Regions from separate parts of the Homo sapiens genome. Here regions 1 and 2 are each linked to region 3. A link is a loop called in an ENCODE intact Hi-C map of the cell type or tissue named here. Cell type or tissue: OCI-LY7. All regions are shown on one strand.

Region 1 (8,000 bases), 93 kb before region 3:
CCTAGCACTTTGGGAGGCCAAAGTGAAAGGATAACTTGAGGCCAGGAGTTTGAGACCAGCCTGAGCAATACAGTGAGAATACATCTCTAGGCCAGGAGCAGTGGCTCACGCCTGTAATCCTAGCACTTTGGGAGGCCGAGGCAGGCAGACTGCCTGAGCTCAGGAGTTCGACACCAGCCTGTGTGACACAGTGAAAGCCAGTCTCTACTAAAATACAAAAAAAATTAGCCAGGTGTGGCAGCGTGCATCTGTAGTCCCAGCTACGTGGGAGGCTGAGGCAGGAGGATCGCATGAGCCCAGGAGATTGAGGCTGCAGTGAGTTTTGATCACATCTACACTCCAGCCTGGATGACACAGCAAGACCCTATCTCAAAAAAAGAAAAAAAGAAACAAAACAAAAGACTTCACCATTTAAAGACAAACAGAAATACTTACAGATGAATCTTTTTAAGAGCCAAGAAAAGAGAGACTCCATGGAGAAAATATCAGTTTCGAAGTAACGGATGTCAAAGGCAGACAAAGGGTCCTGTGAGGAAGGGGCTAGGAATTGCCCGCTGGATTTGACTGCAATTAAATCACTGGTCATCTTTACTGACTGACTCAGCAAAGTGAAAAGGACAAAACGAAAACACTGAGAACTGAAATGAGAAACAGAAATGAGGAAATCTTCACAAGAGAGTAACTGTTTGTATTGTTTGCTGTGCAACCCAAACAAAAAGACGAACAAATATCTGAAGGATGATCATGTCATTCATTCCCCCCATGATCTAGGACTCAACAGTAAAAACAGAATTCTGTTTACTTGGATCACGATATTTCCGTCCCTGGAAAAATTATATGCACCAAGTTCTCCTTGGGCAGCAGGCCCTCTGCTTACATAAGCACCAAGAATAAGCCATAAGTCAGTAATTTAATGGTTGTTGTTAGGAAAGCTATCCACAATTATATCAACTTGAATGAAGAAATTTTTCCAAGTCCTAGAAAATCTTTTAAATCCACAAGTAACAAAATTGGTTTCTCCTTATAATCAATGCAAATCATGTCATGGATGGTGATATGGTTTCAGTTTGTGTCGCCTCCCAAATCTCATATTCAATTGTAATCCCCAATGTTGGAGGTGGGACCTGGTGGGAGGTGATTGGATCATGGGGACAATTTCCCTTTTGGTGCTGATACTGAGTGAGTTATCACAAGATGTGGTTGTTTAAAAGTGTGTAGCGCCTCCCCCTCCTTCTTCCTTCTCCTCTGGTGATGAAGATGTACCCGCTTTTCCTTCGCCTTCCACCATGACTGTAAGTTTCCTGAGGCCTCCCCAGCCATGCTTCCCATGATAGAGCCTGCAGGTGTGAGCCAATTAAACCTCTTTTCTTTATAAATTACCCAGTCTTGGTTATTTCTCTATAGCAGTGTGAGAATGGACTAATACAGATGGCATTTTCCTTTTGTGATGACTGCCAAGAATGTCAGTCCTGGGTGCGGCTCAATTTCAACAGCCTTAAAATATACTACCCATACATACAAGCTTCACAAATCATTTTTGGTGCTGATCTGCCACACTAACTATATTTTACAGGATAATGTCTATTTCCACATTCCCATTTTAAAGTATGAATCCTGGCTGGGCGTGGTGGCTCATGCCTGTAATCCCAGAACTTTGGGAGGCTGAGGTGGGAGGATCACCTGAGGTCAGGAGTTTGAGACCAGCCTGGCCAACACGGTGAAACCCCGTCTCTTCTAAAAATACAAAAAATTGGCTGCGCACGGTGGCTCACGCCTGTAATCCCAGCACTTTGGGAGGCCGAGGCGGGTGGATCACAAGGTCAGCAGATCAAGACCACGATGAAACCCCGTCTCTACTAAAAATACAAAAAAAAAAAAAATTAGCCAGGCGCAGTGGCGGGCACCTATAGTCCCAGCTGCTCAGGAGGCTGAGGCAGGAGAATGGCGTGAACCCAGGAGGCGGAGCTTGCAGTGAGCCGAGATCACGCCACTGCACTCCAGCCTGGGCAACAGAGTGAGACTCCGTCTCAAAAAAAAAAAAAAATTAGCTGGGCATGGTGGCGCATGCCTGTAATCCCAGCTACTCTGGAGGCTGAGACCGGAGAATCGCTTGAACCCAGGAGGTGGAGGTGGCAGTGAAGCAAGATCATGCCACTGCACTGCAGGCTGGGCAATAGAGCAAGACTGCATCTCAAGAAAAAAAAAAAAAGTATGAATCCTTACAAGCCTCTTAAAATGCATCATAAAATAAAGTTGAGGAACATATATACAAGCAGGAAAACTCACCTGCAATGTGTTCATTTCCTGTTGCTCTTGGAAACATGCAGAGACTGTGGCTGATAGACCTAGAGGGGCAGAAGCAGGTCACTGAAGTCATGAGGGCTCCGGCCTGCAAAGGCAGAAATCTCCTGCATTACGAACCACAAAAGAAAGCTCAAATAGGTTAACACCCTGTGAACACTCAGCTGCAAACACTCAGAAGGGCCTAAAAGAGTGATACAGGGTTTCACCACATTGGCCAGGCTGGTCTCGAATTCTGGCCTCAAGTGATCCACCTGCCTCGGGCCAACATGGCAAAACCCCGTCTCTACTTAAAAATAGCAAAAAAATTAGCCAGGCATAGTGTCACATGCCTGTAGTCCCAGCTACTCAGGAGGCTGAGGCACAAGAATCATTTGAATCTGGGAGGTGGAGGTTGCAGTGAGCGGAGACCACGCTGTTGCACTCCAGACTGGGTGAGAGATACTGTCTCAAAAAAAAAAAAAAAAAAAAAAAAAAGTGATAGGGGAAGCATGCACTTGTAACTTTGTAACTCTAAGATAATCAGATAGTAATTAGGTGAGTTAAGACTCTCATGGGTAACATGGTCTGCCATCAAGTACAACGTGCAAAAAGAAAAAAATTTCCCATTATACAGCTCATGATTTTTGTGGTTTGTTTGCTGAGACAGGGTCTCAATCTGCCACCCAGGCTGGAGTGCAGTGGTGCATTCACGGCTCTCTGCAGCCTCGACCTCCTGGGCTCCATCCATCCTCCCACTTCAGCCTCCTGAGTAGTTAGGACCACAGGTGCATCCCAGCATGCCTGGCTGCTTTTGTATTTTTTGTAGAGTCAGGGTCTCCCTATGTTGCCTAGGCTGGTCTCTAACTCCTGGTCTCAAGGGATACTCCTGCTCTAGGCCCGCAAAGTGCTGGGATTACAGGTATGAGCCACTGCATCCGGCCCGCGTTTTCTTATTGTCTCTCTAAACTGCTTAAAATCAAAGAAGCCATAGGAATTGAATATGTGAGCTCTCAGAAATGAAATGAATGTGTATAAAATATGGTTTTGTTTCTAAATTATCTAACTGAACTTGGTTATTGCTGCACCTAATAATCTTCTATTAAGAAAACTAGGATACGGGAGAAAGAGCACTGGCCTGGGAGATAAGACTCCTGAGTTCTACTATGAGTAATTCCATCCACAAAGCCAGTGACCTGGTCAAGTCACCCACCTGCTAAGGCCCAGTCTCTTCCCCTAGCAACTGAGGCAGCAGGAGAGAATCCCTGCAGGCTGTTCCTGCATTACTACGATTCTCCCAGGGCAGATCTAAGGGGCGAATCAGCAGACACTTAAATGAGAGAACAGAGGTGCTGAGGGACGTTTAGAGGCGGTCGAAATCTGGAGCACGGAGAGGAGGAGGAAGGGCTGTTAGGGGTTAGCGGGGAGTGGAGACGACGTCCGCAGCTGAGGGTGGTGACACCCTCCACGCCCCCGTAAGCCTCGTCCTCCCAGATCTTCCCATGCAGCGCCTGTTCCGTGCAGCCGGACCCTGCCCTCGAACCCAAACACACGTCTCTCCTGCAAGCGATCGGGACCCTCCCCCTGCCCCACACTCAAAGGTCCCCAACACACGGTGACTTCACCCAGGCCCTTCTCGCTCTGGGCCCGAAAATCCCAGACTTACCCTCCTGGGGCTCCGCAGCCTCTGCCCCCCGGCTCCCGAGAGGCCGGGGCGGGGCTGCTGTCGCTGGCGCGCGCGTCTGCTCGCGAGGTCCCCTCCTGTCCACCTCACCAAGGCTGTTCTGCTCCCGAGGGGCCCGGGCCGGGCCTACGGGGCAAATCCAGGCGGGTGTCCTTCTGGGGGCCCAGATCCGCCTCCCTGGGGCTCACCATACAGCGACGGCCTAGTCTAGGCCGCCAAGGACACATACGGGCCAGGCCCGGGTCCCGCCGCCCCTTCGCCTCCGCCGCCACTTCGCCTCCGCCGCCACCTCAGCCGACTCCCTCCCGGCCCCTCTGGCCCCAGCGCCGCCGACTCCGGGGCTCACGCTCCGGGGTCCCCGCTTGAGCCTCCACCCGGCCCGCGCGAACCCTGGTCTGCACAGCTCCGCGTCCGCCTAGGTGCTGGCCCGGGCGGTCAGCATCCAGCCCCGCAGGCTATGCGATGCTCGTCCACTGCAGGCCAAACCCTAGGAACGAGAGCAAGCGGCGACCTGAAGACTCACAGGAAGCGAGGGCAGTGCGGCGGCAGCGCGCATGCCCGAACACGCACGCCGGGAGAGGTGCACACGCGCAGGAGTGCACCGGAAGTCCGCCTCCCAGGGCCCACTGCTGGTCTCCGGACAAGTACTGGACTCTATTTCCCATGAGCCTATGCGCCTCACAAGTTTAGGGGCGGTTTTAAATGTCTCTACCCCGCCTAGAGGATAAGAAACTCCAGGCTATGAGCTTTGGCAGCCCTGAACACCGGACTGAACTTCACGTTTGTCTTTACTCCCTTTTAGTCCAGGGCTGCCTTACTGGGTCCTGGAGCCCAAGTCCTCTGGGTTAGAACCGAGTTTCCCATAAGGAGAAGGAAAGGAAAGGGTGTCTCTTGGTCACTGCGCTGAAATGCTAAGAGAAGTTTCACTCAAATACTAGGACAGGATAAATGCCCAGCGATGCTTTCCAAGGAACAAAAAGAAAAAAGAACTTGTAGCCGGGCGCGGTGGCTCACGCCTGTAATCCCAGCACTTTGGGAGGCCGAGGCGGGCGGATTGCGAGGTCAAGAGATAGAGACCATCCTGGCCAACATGATGAAACCCTGTCTCTACTAAAAATACAAAATTTAGCTGGGCTAAATTCGAGTTCTCTCGAATTCCACTTTTGCTCAGTTTTTCTTTGTCAGCACTCATTGTCAGGAGTGTTTAAGTGCTGTACCTGGATCCACTCACCTCAGCCTCCCATGTTGCTGGGACTACAGGTGTGCACCACCACACCTGGCTATTTATTATTATTATTTTTTGTAGAGATGGGGTCTCCCTATGTTGCCCAGAGTGGTCTTGAACTCCTGGACTCAAGTGATCCACTCACCTGAGCCTCCCAAAGTGCTGAGATTATAGGTGTGAGCCACTGTGCCCGGCCAACTACTGTTCTTTTTAAATTACCAGGTCTCAGGTACTGTTAAAGCAGTACAAATGAACTAAGAAACTGACTGTAGTAAAAATACATTAAACTTGGTTATTTTATTTTTTATTTATTTATTTTTATTATTATCATTTTTTTGATATGGAGTCTCACTCTCTCACCCAGGCTGGAGTGCAGTGGCGCGATCTCAGTTCACTGCAACCTCCACCGCCTGGGTTGAAGCAGTTCTTCTTCTGTCTCAGCCTCCCGAGTAGCTGGGTTTACAGGCGCCCACCACCACGCCCAGCTAATTTTTGTATTTTTAGTAGAGACGGGGTTTCGCCATGTTGGCCAGGCTGGTCTTGAACTCCTGACCTCAGGTGATCCGCCCACCTCGGCCTCCCAAAGTGCTGAGATTACAGGCGTGAGCCACTGCACCCATCCTAAAGTTGGTTATTTTATTTATTTATTTATTTATTTATTTATTTATTTTGAGACAGAGTTTCGTTCTTGTTGCCCAGGTTGGAGTGCAATGGCGCGTTCTTGGCTCATAGCAACCTCTGCCTCCCGGGTTCAAGCAATTCTCCTGCCTCAGCCTTCCGAGTAGCTGGTATTACAGGCATGCGCCACCACGCCCGGCTAATTTTGTATTTTTAGTGGGGGGGTGGGGTGGTTTCTCCATGTTAGGCTGGTCTTGAACTCCTGACCTCAGGTGATCCACCTGCCTCGGCCTTCCGAAGTGCTGGGATTACAGGCGTGAGCCACCGTGCCTGGCCTCAGTTATTTTAAATAGAGAAAATCCTCAAGGCTCCATTATGGACCCTTTTCTTTTCTTGTACTCTTTCCTTCTGTTATGGCTTTAGGTACGATTCAATTCCCATGACCTCTGACTTCTCTGAGTTAAACTTTGCATCTTCATGGGAATGTTTCAAAGGCAACTCAGCTGAGGCCAGGTGTGGTAGCTCACACCTATAATTCCAGCACTTTGGGAGGCAGAGGCAGGATGATTGCTTGAGGCCAGGATCTGGAGGCTGCAGTGAGTTATGACTGGGCCACTGCACTCCGGCCTGTGTGACAGCGCAAAATCTCCTGTCCCGGACTTTTTTTTTTTAAAAAAAAAAAGGCAATTCAGACCGGATGCCGTGGCTCACGCCTGTGATCCCAGCACTTTGGGAGGCTGAGGTGGGACGATCACTTGAGGTCAGGAATTCGAAACCAGCCTGGCCAACATGGTGAAACCTGGTCTCTACTAAAAATACAAAAAGTTAGCCGGGTGTGGTGTCGGGCGCTTGTAATCCCAGCTCCTTGGGAGGCTGAGGCAGGAGAATTGCTTGAACCCTGGAGGTGGAGGTTGCAGTGAGCTGAGATTGTGCCACTGTACTCCAGCCTGGGCAACAGAGTGTAGATTCTGTCTCAAAAAAAAAAAAAAAAAAGCAATTCAGCTCAAAACATAGTATCATAATATCTATGCTGAGCCTGGCCTTCTTCCAGGTAGATGGCACCACTAATTTCACAATCCAGAAACCCAGGACCCCTCCCTAAAAGCTCCTTCCCTAGCCCCCTTCTATGTAACCCAACTCCTGTCTGTCCATGTCCATTTTACCTGCCATGTGTCTCTCTGGCCTGCCATTTCTCCTGTCTCTCCTGCTACTATCCTGTCTCACATGCCATCACCCTTTGCCTGGACTATGACAATAACTTCCTTGTCGGTTTCCCCTGTCTACTCCAGCTCCACGCCACTCTGTCCTCCATACTGCAACCAGAATGGTCTTTTCAGAATGCAAATCTCATCATGTCACCCCTTTGCCTAAAGCCAATCAACCGCTTTCCCTTGTCTGCACAATTGAATAGACCTTTTATTTTTTATTTTTTTGAGAGGGAGGCTTGCTCTGTTGCCCAGGTTGGAGTGCAGTGGCGTGATCTTGGCTCGCTGCAACCTCTGCCTCCCAGGTTCAAGCGATTCTCGTGCCTCAGCTTCCCGAGTAGCTGGGATTACAGGCGCATGTCGCCACACCCAGCTAATTTTTGTATTTTTAGTAGAGATGGGGTTTCACCACGTTGGCCAGGCCGGTCTCGAACTCCTGACCTCGAGTGATCCTCCGCCTTGGCCTCCCAAAGTGCTGGGATTACAGGCATGAGCCACTGTGCCCAGCCTAGTAGAGCTTTTAAAGGACAGTTCAAGATGGTTTTTTTTTTTTTTTTGAGACAATGTCTGACTCTGTCGCCCAGGCTGGAGTGTGCAGTGGCACCATCATAGCTCACTGCAACCTCTGCCTCCCGGGCTCAAGCAATCCTCCTGCCTCAGTCTCCCAAGTAGCTGTGACTACAGGCATGTGCCACCACACCCAGCTAGTTTTTTGTATTTTTTGTAGAGATAGGGTTTCTTCATGTTGCCCAGGCTGGTCTTGAATTCTTGGACTCAAGTGATCCACCTGCTTGGGCCTCCTAAAGTGCTGGGATTACAGGCATGAGTCATTGCGCCCGGCCTATGCTTTAAATGGAGCAGGCTCACTTTGGCATTCTGTCACTGGGAGCAGAAAAGCCCAGCTGCAGGCAAGTGTCCCCGTCTTTGGTATTTATCCAGATCACCTTCCCACTGAGCAAGGTGATCCCACTGGTTCTTTGATCTCCTT
Region 2 (8,000 bases), 70 kb after region 3:
CATGGAAGCAGACTCTGAGACAAGGATGTCAGCGCAGGGAGCTTATTTGGTATTTGGGAAGGGCCCTGGAAAATGCTGGAAGGAGATAAGGAAGGAGAGAGAGGGATTTTCTTATCAACTGATGACCATTTATTTTCCTTCTCTTTTCTCATTTTTTTTTTGTTGTTGTTTGTTTTTGAGACAGAGTTTCACTCTTTTGTCCAGGCTGGAGTGCACTGGTGCAATCCTGGCTCACTGCAGCCTTGACCTCCTGGGCTCAAGCCATCCTCCCCTCTTAGCCTCCCAAGTGGCTGGGACTACAGTGCAGGTGCATGCTGCTACACCTGGTATTATTTTAGTTCTTTTTTTTTTTTTTTTTTTTTTTGTAGGTACAGGGTCTTGTATGTTGCCCAGGCTGGCTTCAAATTCCTGGACTCAAATGATCCTCCACCCTCAGCCTCCCAAAGTGCTGGGATTCCAGGCATGAGCCACTACTCCCAGCCTGATGAGCTTTGCTATGTGTCTAAAAGGAAATTTGTTTTCTTTATCGAGCATTTCTGGTATTTGTGGCAGCAGGATTTTCTGTTCTGGTCTCTGAAGTTCATTAAGGAGAAAAGAGAAACAAATGGACATTTGTACAGCACTTGACAGTTTACAAAACATCCCTAATGAAAGGTAGTGGAACTTGGGTCGAATCCTCGACCACTCTGAGGCTGTTACCGAAAGTCTCAGGCAGCCCCTGGCCTTCCCTCCAGGAGTCTAGAGGCACCTCCCAGAAGCAGGAGCCAATCCCTGTGGCTGGCCCCCAGTACCTTTCTCATGTCTGAACTTTTTACAATAACTTCCCAGTTTATCTCCTTGCTGGTCTCTCTTGTTGCCACCTCTTCTTTATCCTGCTGTGAATATCTATTTTTCTAAAACACATCTGGGCCGGGCACGGTGGCTCATGCCTGTAATCTCATCACTTTGGGAGGCCAAGGCGGGAGGATCACCTGAGGTCAGGAGTTCGAGACCAGCCTTGGCAACATGGCGAAACCCCATCTCTACTAAGAATACAAAATTAGCCAGGCTTGGTGGCGGGCACCTGTAATCCCAGCTACATGGGAGGCTGAGGCAGGAGTATTGCTTGAACCCAGGAGGCAGAGGTTGCAGTGAGCCGAGATGGCGCCATTGCACTCCAGCCTGGGAGACAAGAGCGGAACTCCGTCTCAAACAAAACAAAACAAAACAATCAAACAAAAAACTCATCTGGCTCTTGCCAGTCTCTCCACCTTTAAAGTCTCTTATGACCCACAAGCTGGGCCCAACCTTCCTTCCCAGCCTCCTTTCCATGGTGCCTTCCTCTCTTCCCAGCCCCTACTCCTGAACCCTCCGTGTTCCCAGAACCTGGCTGTCTCCCATGCCTCCAGGCCTTTCCATGTGATGTTTTCACTGCTGAATTTTCTCTCTGGAGCGCTGGATTTTCTCTCTTGAGTCCTGGGCTGTAAGAGTTCTTCCAGGCTAGCCCATGTGGTACCACTTTTGTAAGCTTATCCTCCCCAACTAGAAAGAGGCCTCCTGTCCCCCTGAAGGCCACTTACCATCCCCTCCACACCTCAGCCACTAAACTCAGTCTACTTGTTAGTTAGGAGTCTCTCTCCTCCACTAAACTGAGGGCAAAGACTGTGGTTCTTCCCTCATCCTGGATGCAACACAGCACCTGCCCACACCACCAACACCCCTCCGTGGGCCACAATCCGGGAGGTGGGACCGCCCTTGTGAAGCCACCAGGGGTTCCTCCCCTGGGGCAGGGCAGGAGCTTGCAGAGCTGTTGGGTGGAGGGAAAGGGAGACTCCTCACCACACACGCAGAAGTCCCTCAGCCCTACAATGAGAGCCAAGGAAGAACGGCCGGGGGCGCGCCGGGTCCGGGCTCCCAGGGGAGTCCATCATGCTGCGTCTGCAGGGGGTGGGGGGGATGAGCTGTCGGTGGAGCCCCTCGACGGGTGGGGGACGGGCAGGCAGCCAAGCGCACAAGTGCAGCCCGGCTGACAGGAAGCCGCACTAAGGGGAGATCTGCTTGGGCATCCAGGACACAAAGCCCCACCTGTCAGGCCCCCCACGCACACCCTCCACCCGCCGTCCGGGTCTGGCCCCGAGCCCACCACCAGCAGCTGCCTACTCCCTTCCTCCCTCCCTCGGTGGCCTTTGGTCCTCTCCCGGGACAGCTGCACCAAACCAGCAGGTGGGAGGTTGTTTGCACGGGCCTCCCAGCTCTGCCCCCCAACAGCCAGCTTCAAATTCCAGAGCCTCCCCAGGAACCAGCAGCAGAGAGTGGCCCCGTGGCCCCGGCGTGTCCCTGACTTGGGTGACAAGCAGAGCAGCAGTGCTTCCTACTGACCAGCTGACCGGGGCTTTCATCAAGGCCCCCTTTGTCCTCTGAGGTCCCCTGGCTCAGGTCCACCCTGCAGCCACGCGCAGGACCCCTGTCTACTGCAGAGCCTCTGGGCAGCCTGCCGGCAGCCAGTCACCATGATGTGAAAGCAAACAAACAGAGTGTACGCCCAAAGAGAGACACAGGTGGGCCTCGATTTCTGCCTTATAATAAAGGTAGGGCGCGGTGGCTCATGCCTGTAATCCAGCACTTTGGGAGGCCAAGGTGGGAGGACCACTTGAACCCAAGAGTTGGAGACCAGCCTGGGCAACATAGTGAGACCCTATCTTTATTATAAAATTAAAAAAATTTAAAATATATTTAAAAATAGGCCGGGCACGGTGGCTCACACATGTAATCCCAGCACTTTGGGAAGCCGAGTCAGGAGGATCACTTGAGGTCAGGAATTCGAGACCCGCCTGGCCAACATGGTGAAATGTCGTCTCTACTAAAAATCCAAAAATTAGCTGGGTATGGGAGTGCGTCTGTAATCCCAGTTTCTTGGGAGGCTGAAGGAGGAGGATTGCTTGAAACTGGGAGGGGGAGGTTGCAGTGAGCTGAGATTGCGCCATTGTATTCCAGCCTGGGCAACAGAGCAAGACTCCGCCTCAAATAAATAAATAAAGGTAATATCAACTCACTGTAGAAAATTATTTATACATGCATACATGCACATATATATAAATGTGTGTTCATAGATATACATTATATGCATATATAAATAAAAATGTTGGCTGTGCCGTGGCATTCAAGGACACGCTCCTTGGAGTACAGTTTTCGACTGCAGCTGTGCCTCCACAAAGAAACCACAAGAACAAATCCAGGGGGAGGGCTATTGTTGAAAGAGGTACTCCGATACTTCTCCCTTAGGTATCTCTCTGAGCAACCTCAGCCAGGACTGGCTGTGGGACGAGGGATGTCAACTAAGTGGATTGTGAGGGGTGTGCTAAATGGCATTCAGCACAGAATTTACAAGTGGAAACCTTGTAAATAGTGTCATCGTCATTCGTCACTAGGCACACATGGGGATCTGCGAGCCCTGGCTCCCGGTCTGCAGCCCTGATGGCATGATTTGATTTTATTTTTTTTCCGAAAGAGGGTCTTTCTTGCTCATGCCTGTAATCCTAGCACTTTGGGAGGCTGAGGCGGCGGGGGATCGCTTGAACCCAGGACTTCAAGATCAGCCATGGGCAACATGGCAAAACCCAATTTTTACAAAAAAATTTTAAAAATTAGCTGGGCTTGGCGGCACATGCCTGTAGTAGTTCCAGCTACTCAGGAGGCTGGGGTTGGAAGATCGGCTGAGCACAAGGCTGCTCAGGCAGCAGGGGGTGGTGATTGCACCACTGCACTCCAGGTGACAGAGTGAGACTTTGTCACACACACACACACACACACACAAAAGGTAAAGGACTTGAATAGTCATTTCTCTGAAGAAGACATACAACTAGCCAATAAGCACACGAAAAGACGCTTAACATCATTAGCTATAAGGGAAATGCAAATTAAAACCACAATGAGATACCATTTCACACTCACTAGGATAGCTATAATTTTTAAAAACAGAAAATAACAGGTGTTGGCAAGAATGTAAAGAAACCGGAACCCTTGTACACTGCTGGTGGAAATGTGCAATGGTGTGACCACAGTGGAGAAGTTTGGTTATTCCTCAAAAAGTTAAACACAGGGCCGGGCGTGGTGGCTCATGCCTGTAATCCCAGCACTTTGGGAGTCTGAGATGGGTGGATCACCTGAGGTCAGGAGTTGGAGACCAGCCTGGCCAACATGGAGAAACCCCATCTCTACTAAAAATACAAAATTAGCCGGGCATGGTGGTGCATGCCTGTAATCCCAGCTACTCGGAAGGCTGAGGCAGGAGAATTGCTTGAACCCGGGAGGCAGAGGTTGCAGTGAGCCGAGATCGCGCCATTTGCACTCCAGCCTGGGCGACAAGAGTGAAACTCCATCTCAAAAAAAAAAGTTAAACGTAGAATTGCTATACGACCCAGCAATTCCACTCCTAGATATGCATGTGGAACAAGTGAAAACAGGTAGTCAAGTAAATACTTGTACAGGAATGTTCACAGTAGCACTATTCACAGTAGTTCCAAAGCAGCAAATGTGGATCGGCAGATGAAATGGATAAACGAAGGTGGTCTAATCCATGCAATGGGATGTTGTGCAGCCATTACGGGAATGGAGTTCTGATACATGCTCCAGTGTGGATGAGCCTTGAAAACATGCTAAACGAAAGGAGCAGGACACAAAAGGTCACACGTGTGTGATTCCATTTACATAAAACTTCCAGAAAAGGGCCGGGCATGGTGGCTCATCCCTGTAATCCCAGCACTCTGGGAGGCCCGGGCAGGAGGATCGCTTGAGGTCAGGATTTCGAGACCAGTCTGGTCAACATGGTGAAACCCCTGTCTCTACTAAAAATACAAAAAATTAGCCGGGCATGGTGGCACGTGCCTGTAATCCCAGCTACTTGGGAGGCTGAGGCAGGAGAATCGCTTGAACCTGGGAAGCAGAGGTTGCAGTGAGCCAAGATCAAGCCACTGCACTCCAGCCTGGGTGACAGAGTGAGACTCTGTCTCAAAAAAACAAAAAACTTCCAGAATAGGGCCGGGCGCGGTGGCTCATGCCTGTAATCCCAGCACTTTGGGAGGCTGAGGCGGGTGGATTACTTGAGGTCAGGAGTTTGAGACCAGCCTGGCCAGCATGGTGAAACCCCATCTCTACTAAAAACACAAAAAATTAGCCGGGCACCTGTAATCCCAGCTACTCAGGAGGCTGAGGCAGAAGAATTGCTTGAACCCGGGAGAAGGAGGTTGCAGTAAGCTGAGATCGTGCCACTACACTCCAGCCTGGGCAACAAGAGCAAAACTCCGTCTCAAAAAACAAACAAACAAAAAAAACTTCCAGAATAGGCAAACCCATAGAGACAGAAAGAAGACTAGTGGTTGTCAGGGACTGGCAAGGAGGGGACAGAGGAATAGGGAGTGACTGTGTGATGGGCACTATGGTTTCTTTGCAGGGGGTGGGGAGGGGTGAAAGTATCTTGGAACTACACAGAGGTGGGGGCTGTACAACACTGTGGAAGTCCTGAATGGTGAACTGCACCTTTTAAAATGGTTAATGATTAATTTTATGTTGTGCAAGTTTTACCTCAATTACAACCAACCAACCAACTGCTAGGCACAGCTTCTAATAAGCAGCCAGCAGTTTCCAGTTTCCGTTGTCTCCCCCCGTCCCAATTCCACTCCCCAAAGGCAGTCTTGCTTTTTAACCTCTTTTCCCTTCTGGCCAGTAATGATAAACTTGATATTTTCAATTAATATATCTGCATTCCTTTTTCTTTAATTATTTATTGATTTTTTTTTAAGGCAGGGTCTTGCTGTATTGGCCAGGCTGGAGTGGAGTGGTTTGATCATAGCTTACTGCAGCTTCCAACTCCTGGGCTCAAGCAATCCTCCTGCCTCAAGTCTCCCAAGCAGCTGGGACTACAGGCACACACTGCCATACCTGGCTAATTTTTTTTTTTTGAGACAGATTCTTGTTCTATCACCCAGGCTGGAGTACAGTGGCGCGATCTTGGCTTACTGCAGCCTCTGCCCCCCAGGTTCAGACCATTCTCATGCCTTAGCTTCCTGAGTAGCTGAGATTACTGGCATGAACCACCACGCCTGGCCAATTTTTTTTTTTTTTGTATTTTTAGTAGAGATGAGGTTTCACCATGTTGGCCAGGCTGGTCTCAAACTTCTGGCATGATGTGATCTGCCCGCCTTGGCCTCCCGAAGTGCTGGGATTACAGGCATGAGCCACTGCGCCCAGACACTTTATTAATTTTAAATATTACCTAAGTACTTTCTATCATGACAGATACGACATAATTCTCTTGGATATCCTATCATCTCTCTTCCCCATCTTCTGAACAAGAGTTACACAAATATTTTAGTAAATAATCAGTGTATAAATTATGACGATGCAGCCGGGCATGGTGTCTTATGCCTGTAATCCCAGCACTTTGGGAGGCTGAGGCGGGAAAATCACTTGAGGTCAGGAGTTCGAGACCAGCCTGGCCAACATGGCGAAGCTTGATCTCTACCAAAAATACAAAAACTAGCCAGGCGTGGTGCTACGCGCCTGTAATCCCAGCTACTCAGGAGGCTGAGGCACGAGAATCACTTGAACCAGGGAGGCAGAGGTTGCAGTGAGCCGAGATCATGCCACTGCACTCTAGCCTGGGTAACAGAGCGAAACCCTGTCTCAAAAAAAAAAAAAAAATTATGATGCAAATTGCAAACGGCATTCGAAACAGGACTAAGTGAAAGACTATGCTTACATTTCCATTCTTGTTCAATGTGTTTTTCTTGGAGTAACTCCTTTGTTGTTTTATTTGTACACCTTCCTTTGTGCCACAGACATTCTTTTCCCAAATATCCCATTGTTTAAGGCATTCTGCGGGGCGCCTGGTTTCCAGGAGGCACCCCCCACGCCAGTGCCCTTGGTACCGCACTCACTTCTTCTGGCTGTCATCTTCTCTTCCTCTTGTCTTGCCGAAGTGTGCCCTCCAGGGAAAAGGATTCATGGAGATACATTTTTTTGCACCTTGAATTCTCTGAAAATGACTTTGCTCTGTTTTCACCCTTTACTAGTTGTTTAGCTGGGTATGAAATAACAGACTAAAATGATTTTCTGGCCAGCGCGGTTGCTCACATGTGTAATCCTGGCGCTTTGGGAGGCCGAGGTGGAAGGATTGCTTGAGCCCAAGAGTTCAAGACCAGCCTGGGCAACGTGGCAAAACCTCGTCTCTACAAAAAATACAAAAATTAGCCAGGCATGGTGGCGCTCACCTGTAGTCCCAGCTACTCGGGGGAAGGGAGGGAGGGAGGGAGGGGGAGAGAAAGAGAGAGAGAAAGAAAGAAAATAAATCACTCCCTGCACTGCACCAATGCTGATGACAAGCAATATCTAGCATCCAGTGTGGCTCTTGAAAAGTTCAGAACTATCCAATTCTCTTTTCTTTTTTTTTTTTTTTTTTGAGATGGAGTCTTGTTCTGCCACCCAGGCTGGAGTGCAGTGGTGCAATCTCAGCTCCCTGCAACCTCCGCCTCCCAGGTTCAAGTGATTCTCCTGCCTCAGCCTCCCCAGTAGCTGGGATTACAGGCACGTGCCACCACACCCGGCTAATTTTTATATTTTTGGTAGAGACGGGATTTCACCATGTTGGCCAGGCTTGTTTTGAATTCCTAACCTCGTGATCCACCCACCTCGGCCTCCCAAAGTGCTGAGATTACAGGCGTGAGCCACCGCGCCCGGCCCCAATTCTCATTTCTTTACTAGATGCCTGTTTTTCCTCTTTGGACGCTTCTGGAATCCCCTCATTAACCCTGGTGTTCTAAAATTTCACAGTGCTACACCTTGGTGTATCCTCTGTCATTTATTATGCTGGGCATGCGTGGTCGGCAGATGTGTTTCTGGTTAATGTTCTTGCACAACTTCATTTCCTTACCTCTATTGTCTGTTTTCTCTTTTTGCCACTCCAAATACTTTCATACTGAACCTTCTAGATTGATTCTTTCTTTTTTTCTTTTTCTTTTCTTTCT
Region 3 (8,000 bases):
GAGGTATATGTCAGGCACAGTGATTGATCTAACTGATGCTGGGAACAACAGTAACTACATTTAGATGACTATTTTTTTTTGTTTGGACAAGGTCTTGCTCTGTTGCCCAGGTTGGAGTGCAGTGGTGCAATCATGGCTCATTGCAGCCTCGACCTCCTGGGCTCAAGCAATCCTCCCACCTCAGCCTCCCAAAATAGTTGGGAGCACAGGTGCATGCCACCACACCCAGCTAATTTTTTTTTTTTTTTTTTTTGAGATGGAGTTTTGCTCTGTCACCTGGCTGGAGTGCAATGGCGTGATCTCAGCTCACTGCAACCTCCGCCTCCCCGGCTCAAGCGATTCCCTTGTCTCAGCCTGCCAAGTCGCTGCGATTACAGGCACCCACCATCACTCCCGGCTAATTTGTTTTGTAGTTTTTAGTAGAGACGGGGTTTCACCATGTTGACCAGGCTGGTCTTGAACTCCTGACCTCAGGTGATCCTCCTGCCTCGGCTTCCCAAAGTGCTGGGATTACAAGCGTGAGCCACCGCACCCAGCCACTAATTTTTTATTATTTGTAGAGGTGAGGATCTCCCTGTGTTGCCCAGGCTGGTCTCGAACTCCTGGCCTCAAGCCATCCTCCTGCAGCGGCCTCCCAAAGTGCTGGGATTACAGGCGTGACCCACCGCGCCCAGCCTCAGCCTGGTTCCTTGCGTGAGTCTTGGTTTCTTGGTCTCCTTTTCCCCGTATGCCAGCTGCCTCCCTCCATAAGAGAACATCTGTGATGACCTTCGGGGTGCCCACTTAGGCTTTCAAAGGGGCCTGGAATGTAGGGCACAGGGTAAGAGACTCGGACACCAGGCCTTGGGGAAAAGGAGAAGCGGGCCCATATGCCCTCCTCTCACCCACAGGGAGCTGTGGCTTCGAAAGGGGCTCCTCCCTTGTAAGGCTGCTGCTCCTGTCGTCATGGAGGAAACCTTGGTTCTGCTTCCCTAGCACCCCAAACTGCAAAGTCACGCTGGCAGGTATTGCACCCAGAGGGCTCATTCCCCATTCATCATAGTCACTGGTTGGGCAAGTCACCCTCCCTAGAAAGCGCAGCCTTGGGTAAATCCACCAGACATATCCTGATCTTTCACTATTCACAGAGCCAGACTGGAGTGGCCTTTCGTAATGGCCCTGGCCAGAGCTCCCGGGGGAAGCCTTCCGGATAGGCAGCTTGTCAGCAAGAGTGGGAAACCCTGGGCTGCGCCCTCCCCACAAACCACCAGCATTGCCCAACTTCCTCTCTTCATGCCCTCTACCACCCTCTCGTTGCCCCAGCTTTCTTTCTTTCATTTTTTTTCTTGAGACACAGTTTCACTGTCACCCAGGCTGGAGTGCAGTAGTGTGATCTCGGCTCACTGCTACCTACCTCCACCTCCTGGGTTCAAGCGATTCTCACACCTTAGCCTCCCGAGTGGCTGGGATTACAGGCACGTGCCACCAACTCTGGCTAATTTTATATTTTTAGTAGAAACAGGGTTTCACCATGTTGGTCAAGCTGGTCTCAAACTCCTGACCTCAAGTGTTTCATCTGCCTCAGCCTCCCAAAGTGCTGGGATTACAGGTGTGAGCTACCACACGTGGCTAATTTTTGTATTTTCAGTAGAGATGGGGGTTTCACCATGTTGGCCAGGCTGGTCTTGAACTCCTGACCCCAGGTGACCTGCCCTCCTCAGTCTCCCAAAGTGCCGGGATTACAGGCATGAGCCACCGCACCCAGCTGTTTCCCCAGCTTTCTAACAGTGAGGTTAGTTTTGTCTCTTCTCTTTTATTAATATACTGCTACTTATCTCCAATGATCTGAAGACTCAAGGTGGGTGATGCCTGACTTACAGGAGATCCCCCAGCACGGGAACCATCCCTTATCCAGCTCTGGGTCTCTTGCAGTGTCCAATTTCTAGAAGTGACCTTTCTGTCAAGTGAATGAGCCAAGCCCCAGCCACATCCCAGCACTAGAAAACCTGATGCCTCTCCCTTGAGCACATCCTTTTTTTTTTCTTCCAAGTTTTTTTGTAGAGATGGGGTTTCACTATGCTGCCCAGGCTGGTCTCAACCTCCTGGGCTCCAGTGAGCCTCCCACCTTGGCCTCCCACCCAACATCCTTGACATCCCACCTTTTGTTCTATTTCTGCAGGAATCGCTGTGTGTAGAAAGAAAGCCTTTGGTCAGTGGTTCCCAGACTTGGCTAGGCCGGGATATCATCTGAGAATCCTGTACCCCGAGTTTGTACACACACCCCTAGATTCCTTTGCTCCACCCCCAAATTGGACTCATTTGGGCTCGGAAGGGCCCATGGCACTGTTAATTCAGGTGATGTTACAGAAGAACATTGTATGTCAGAGTCTAAGAAAAAATTCAGCTAAAAGTAAAAACAGTGGCCGGGCACAGTGGCTCATGCCTGTAATCCCAGCACTTTGGGAAGCCCAGGTGGGCGGATCACTTGAGGTCAAGAGTTTGAGACCAGCCTGGCCAACATGGTGAAACCCCATCTCTACTAAAAATACAAAAATTAGCCAGGTGTGGTGGCGTGTGCCTGCTGTAATCCCAGCTACTCGGGAGTCTGAGGCAGGAGGATTGCTTAAACCCAGAAGGCAGAGGTTGCAGTGAGCCGAGATCACTCCAGCCTGGGCGACAGAGCAAGACTTTGTCTCAAAAAAAAAAAAAAAAGAGAAGAAAAACAGTAACAAAAAGGAAGAATGAGAGCAAAGAATAAAGATGGTGGAAATGTGAAGAATGAAGTCAGTTTCTCAGCTCAGACAAGTATACCTTGATGTAAGTAAATTTTTTTCTGGAAAATGTGAATTGCCACTAAGGCCAAATTAGGAGATTATTATTCATTTCACAGAAGACATTGGCATTCGATACCCTTAAATAGCAATCTCCGTTAGTACATTTAAGAGAGGATTCAGTTTACAGAAGTGTGATTTATACAAAACCACATCTGTTACATAAAGCTCAGAAAAATAGCTCTCCTCCCATGTCATCTTGCTAACTATAGAACTGGCCCAGTATAGATGGTCACCTATTTTCTTCTAAAAGATACCACCCCTGCTCTCTGTCATCTATTTCTGTTTCACCGTGATCACGGGTAACAGATTCTTAGGGGCCACCCAGATCTCTCTCTGGTCTTCCCTAAACTCAGGGAACAACTGCTCTGAATTGTTTTCATATTCACTCATTCATTCGACATATATTTCTGGAAGGCCTATCATATGCCTGGCACTACTCTAGAAATACAGTGAGGGTGCGGTGGCTCATGCCTGTAATCCCAGCGCTTTGGGAGGCCAAGGTGGGTGGATTGTTTGAGCCCAGGAGTTCAAGACCAGCTGGGGGCAACATGGTGAAACCCTGTCTCTACAAAAATACAAGAAATTATCCAGGCGTGGTGGTGCATGCTTATAGTTCCAGCTACTTGGGAGGCTGAGGTGGGAGGATCACCTGAGCTCAGGAGGCAGAAGTTGCAGTGAGCCAATATTGCGCCACTGTACACCAGCCTGGGCAACAGAGCAAGACCATGTCTTTAAAAAAAAAAAAAAAAAAGGCCAGGCACAATGGCTCATGCCTGTAATCCCATCACTTTGGGAGGCCAAGGTGGGTGGGTCACTTGAGGTCAGAAGTTCGAGACCAGCCTGGCCAACATGGTGAAACCAGTCTCTACTGAAAATACAAAAATTAGCCAGGGGTGGTGGTGCATGCCTGTAGTCCCAGCTACTCGGGAAGCTGAGGAACAAGAATTGCTTGAGCCTGGGAGGCAGAGGTTGCAGCGAGCTGAGATAGCACCATTGCACTCCAGCCTGGGTGAAAGAGTGAGGCTCTGTCTCAAAAACAAACAAACAAACAAATAAATAAACAAAACCAAAATAAAACAGCAAGGAACAGAGATGACGATCTCTGTCCTCACGGAGCTTATATTTTAGCAGGGGAGACAAGCAGTAAACAAATCGGATGGCGAGAGGTGCTATGGAAGAAAGATAAGGGCAAGGATAGGGCTGGAGTGTTCTAGGCAGCATTATAACCTCCCAAAGGGTCACTGAGAAAGGCTGTACTGAGGTGACAGAGGGATACAGACTTTAAAGTGACGAGAGGCTGGCGTGGTGGCTCACACCTAAAATCTCAGCACTTTGGGAGGCCGAGGAGGCAGGACTGCTTGAGACCAGGAGCTTGAGAACAGTCAGGGTGACATAGCAAGATCCTGTCTCTACAAAAAAATTTAAAATGAAAAAATTAGCCTGGCTTGGTGGCAGAGGTGGGAGGATGGCTTGAGCCCAGGAGTTTGAGGCTGCAGTGAGCTACGATAGGGCCACTGCACTCTAGCCTGGGCAGCAGAGTGAGACCCTGTCTCAAAAAATAAATAACATGAAGAGGAAGTGAGCCTGGTACACACCTGGGGGAAGAGTTCTAGGCACACGAGCAGAAGCCCAGCTGGCAGGCGCGAGGAAGTATGGCTAGAGCCGGAAGTCAGGGGCAGGAGGGGCCAAATCCCTAGAGGCCTCGTGGCTCATGGTGAGGACTGACCTTTGTTCCACATAAGACTGGGGCCACTGGAAGTGGTTTTGTTTTTTGCGGTTTTTGGTAAAGACGGGGTCTTGCCATGTTGCCCAGGTTGGTCTTGAACTCCTGGCCCCAAGCGATCCTCCTGCCTTGGCCTCCTAAATTGCTGAGATTAACAGGTGAGCCAGTGTGCCTGGCCTCCCTGGAAGGTTTTGAGCAAAGCGGTAAAACGATCTGATTCAATAGGATCCCTCTGGCTGCTGTGCTGAGAACAGACTGCAGGGACCAGTGTGGCTGCAGGGACCACAGTGAAGACTCTGCTGCCTTCAATCAGGACAGAATTGATGGTGGAGGCAGAGGAGGTGTCGAGACGTGGTCGGTCTCTGAATTTATTTTGAAGCTAGAGCTGATGGGATTATCTGATGTTCTGGATCTGGGGTGTGAGGAAGGAAGGAGTCAAGGAGAACATCGTGATGATTTGCCTGAGCAACTAGAGGGACTGAGCTGCCATTAACAAGCTGGGGGGACCCATGGGAGAGTTGGTTTGGGGCTAGGTTAGACATGACACACCCACCAGGTATCCCAGTGGAGCTGTGGGTGAGCAGTGGGCTGTGCCGCATCTGGAGTTCAGAAAAGGTCTAAGCTAGGCCAGGTGTGGTGGCTCACACCTGTAATCCCAGCACTTTGGGAGGCCGAGGTGGGCAGACCTCTTGAGGCCAGTTCGAGACCAGCCTGGCCAACATGATGAAACCCTGTCTCTACTAAAAATACAAAAATTAGCCAGATGTGGTGGTGCACGCCACCCAGCTGACTCGGGAGGCTAAGGCAGAAGAATTGCTTGAACTCAGGAGGTGAAGGCTGCAGTGAGCTGAGATCATGCCACTGCACTCTAGCCTGGGTGATAGAGTGAGACTCTGTCTCAAAAAAAAAAAGAACAGGTCTGAGCTACATTTATAAATTTGGACGGAATGTAAGAGTGGATAAGAGCACCAAGGAGTGAGTGCAGATGAGATGTCTGGGGACAGCCTGAGGACACCCCGACGTTCAGGAGAGACAGGAGGCCAGGTACGGGCAGTGGCTCATGCCTGTAATCCCAGCACTTTGGGAGTCCAAGGAAGGAGGATTGCTTGAGCCCAGGAGTTCGAGACCAGCCTGGGCAACACAGTGAAACCCCGTCTCTACCAAAAATACAAACATTGCAAGTCTTAAAACCTGGTCTCTAAATAAATAAATAAGGATAGGAGGGAATCAGTGATGGAGATAGAAAAGAAACAGCCTGTGAGGTTGGGGGAAGCCAGGAGACTGTGGCACCCTGGAAGCCATATGAAGAAATGCATTTTGACCGGGCATGGTGGCTGGTGCCTGTAATCCCAATGCTTTGGGAGGCTGAGGCAAGAGGACACTTTGAGCCCAGGAGTTGGAGGCTGTAGTGAGCTATGACTGCGTTACTGCACTCCAGCCTGGGCAACAGAGCAAGATTGTCAAATAAATAATTATCTATCTATCTATCTATCTATCTATCTATCTATCTATCTATCTATATATTTTTTAAAGGAAATTGGCTGGGTGTGGTGGCTCACGCCTGTAATCCTAGCACTTTGGGAAGCTAAGGCGGGCAGATCACCTGAGGTCAGGAGTTTGAGACCAGCCTGACCAACATGGTGAAAGCCTGTCTCTAATAAAAATAAAAAATTTAGCCAGGCGTGGTGGTGCGTGCCTGTAATCCCAGCTACTCGGGAGGCTGAGGCAGGAGAATCGCTGGAACCTGGGAGACGGAAGTTGCAATGAGCTGAGATTGTGCCTCTGCACTCCAGCCTGGGCAACAGAGCGGGACTCCATCTCAAAAAAAAAAAGCAAAAAAAAAAAAAAAAAAAGGCTCTCCCCCTCTGATGGTAGGTCGAGGAGAGAAAGGGGAGGCTGGGAGCTGGAGGCAATGAGTGCTCTACAGGGTTTCTGCTGTGAAGAGGGACAGAGAGAGAGGGCAGCCGCTGGGAGGAGGTGGGCTCAAGGTTTTCTTGTTTCCAGTGGGAGACATAATAATGCATTTGCATGCGCATGAGGAGAGGACGGGAGAGTGGCAGGGATGGGAATGGGGCCTGGTGCCCAGCAGGAGGGCAGGCTGGGCCAGATCCCACAGTACAGACACAGACGGAGGCAGACATGTGGGTGAGGGCAGTGCCAGTTTTCACAGATCGTCTCTCTTCACAGTGAAACAGGAAGCGAGGTCAGGGCTGAGAGCTCAGGATTTGAGGAATGCACAGGATGCCTGGAGCTGCACTCAAGGACCAGGCAAGTGGCACTTGGAGAAAGGAACTAAGCCAGCCTCCGCCTCCTCTTCTCCAGCCCAGTTCTCCCCAGAGCCTCTCCCTTGTCCTCAAACCAACTCTTCTCCTCCTCCTCATTGCCTTTCTGGCTTGTAAAGTGTTTGAGGCTGGGCACAGTGGCTCACGCTTGTAATCCCAGCACTTTGGGAGGCCGAGGCGGGAGGACTGCTTCAGCCTAGGAGTTTCAGACCAGCCTGGGGAGTAGTGAGACCCTATGTCTACAAAACATCAGAAAATTAGGGTGTGGTGGCTCATGCCTATAGTCATAGCTACATAGGAGGCTGAGGCAGGAGGATCGCTTGAGGGCAGGAGGATCACTCGAGCTCTGAAGGTCAACGCTGCAGTGAGCTATGATCGTGCCACTGCACTCCGGCCTGGGAGACAGAGCTGGACCTTGTAAAAGAAACACACGCACACCTCCAAAGCACAGACCTCGCTGATCTCAGGTCAGAACCAAAGAAAAGAGATGGAGTGAGCGGTGAGGCTGTGGTTACACTCTGGAGGCCACGGAATCAGGCAGGCAGAGGCGCTGATGGATACTCCCTGCTCTGGACCCAGGGAGTGAGAACAAGCTGGGGAGGATTTGCTAATCAGTTTTCTAAAGTGGAAAGAGAGGTTGTTGCTAATTCCGGAGGTGGATTTCATCATCGGCTGCACGGCTGTGACGTGACTTCCTCAGAAAGCAAAGCTGCCAGAAACTCTCCCTTCTACTTCTTCTGTCTTTGGGGTGAAGAAGAGCCCTTCCTTAGGGGAGTGGGGGGAAAAAGAGCTATGAGATTCAGAAGTATAGGGGTGTTGGCCGTGGGGGAGTCATCCAACAGGCCCCAGGCAGGGTAAGCCCCACCGAAGCCTCCAGGCCTGACAGCCTACTGGTCTCCTGGTGGCCACAACGTCACTGGAAGCCCCCTTTCTAAAGCACAGCTCCAATCATGTCAGAAACATCCAGGGCTTACGAGGAAACTGCTCCACTCCCTGGCCTGGCACTCAAGGCCTGGAGATCCGGCCCCCACTTGCCTTTCCAGTCTTAGAATTCATTCCTGTCCTTCCCTTTCCCAAATACGTCCTGTCTAATTTGACCCTCATGCCTTCTCTTCATGCCACCTCTCTAACCAAGATTAACTACCCTGCCAAAACCATCTCCATTTATTTAAGTTCCATCAT

The links. A loop is a pair of places that touch in the nucleus more often than their neighbours do. Peaks named below come from ENCODE experiments on the same cell type or tissue, not always from the same donor. Only the 100,000 strongest peaks of a DNase experiment are listed, where the experiment ranks them.
Region 1: a loop joins it to region 3, with 3 times the contacts of the local background. A loop is called at or near these places in 9 of 110 quality-filtered maps.
Region 2: a loop joins it to region 3, with 2.5 times the contacts of the local background. A loop is called at or near these places in 4 of 110 quality-filtered maps.

What each region holds. Positions count from the first base shown.
Region 1 is chr7:75,523,619-75,531,618 of GRCh38, forward strand. It overlaps the pseudogene PMS2P3. Among named protein-coding and RNA genes, the nearest start is that of SPDYE5, 35 kb to the left of the region's middle. RefSeq lists a silencer at 4,155-4,304 and enhancers at 4,421-4,715, 7,574-8,000. In OCI-LY7, no CTCF peak of the experiment used is centred here; a DNase peak (open chromatin) is centred at 4,593; H3K4me3 peaks cover 2,825 bases; H3K27ac peaks cover 1,028 bases.
Region 2 is chr7:75,686,503-75,694,502 of GRCh38, forward strand. The region is part of intron 1 of HIP1 (huntingtin interacting protein 1); the gene reads right to left. Among named protein-coding and RNA genes, the nearest start is that of HIP1, 48 kb to the right of the region's middle. In OCI-LY7, CTCF peaks have their summits at 900 and 3,731 (motif pointing right); DNase peaks (open chromatin) are centred at 2,019, 3,269, 3,889, 6,009 and 2 weaker places; H3K4me3 peaks cover 3,460 bases; H3K27ac peaks cover 8,000 bases.
Region 3 is chr7:75,616,841-75,624,840 of GRCh38, forward strand. The region is part of intron 1 of HIP1 (huntingtin interacting protein 1); the gene reads right to left. Among named protein-coding and RNA genes, the nearest start is that of HIP1, 120 kb to the right of the region's middle. RefSeq lists enhancers at 481-982, 6,347-7,300, 7,301-8,000. In OCI-LY7, no CTCF peak of the experiment used is centred here; DNase peaks (open chromatin) are centred at 1,231, 3,011, 4,481, 7,501 and 1 weaker place; H3K4me3 peaks cover 826 bases; H3K27ac peaks cover 4,033 bases.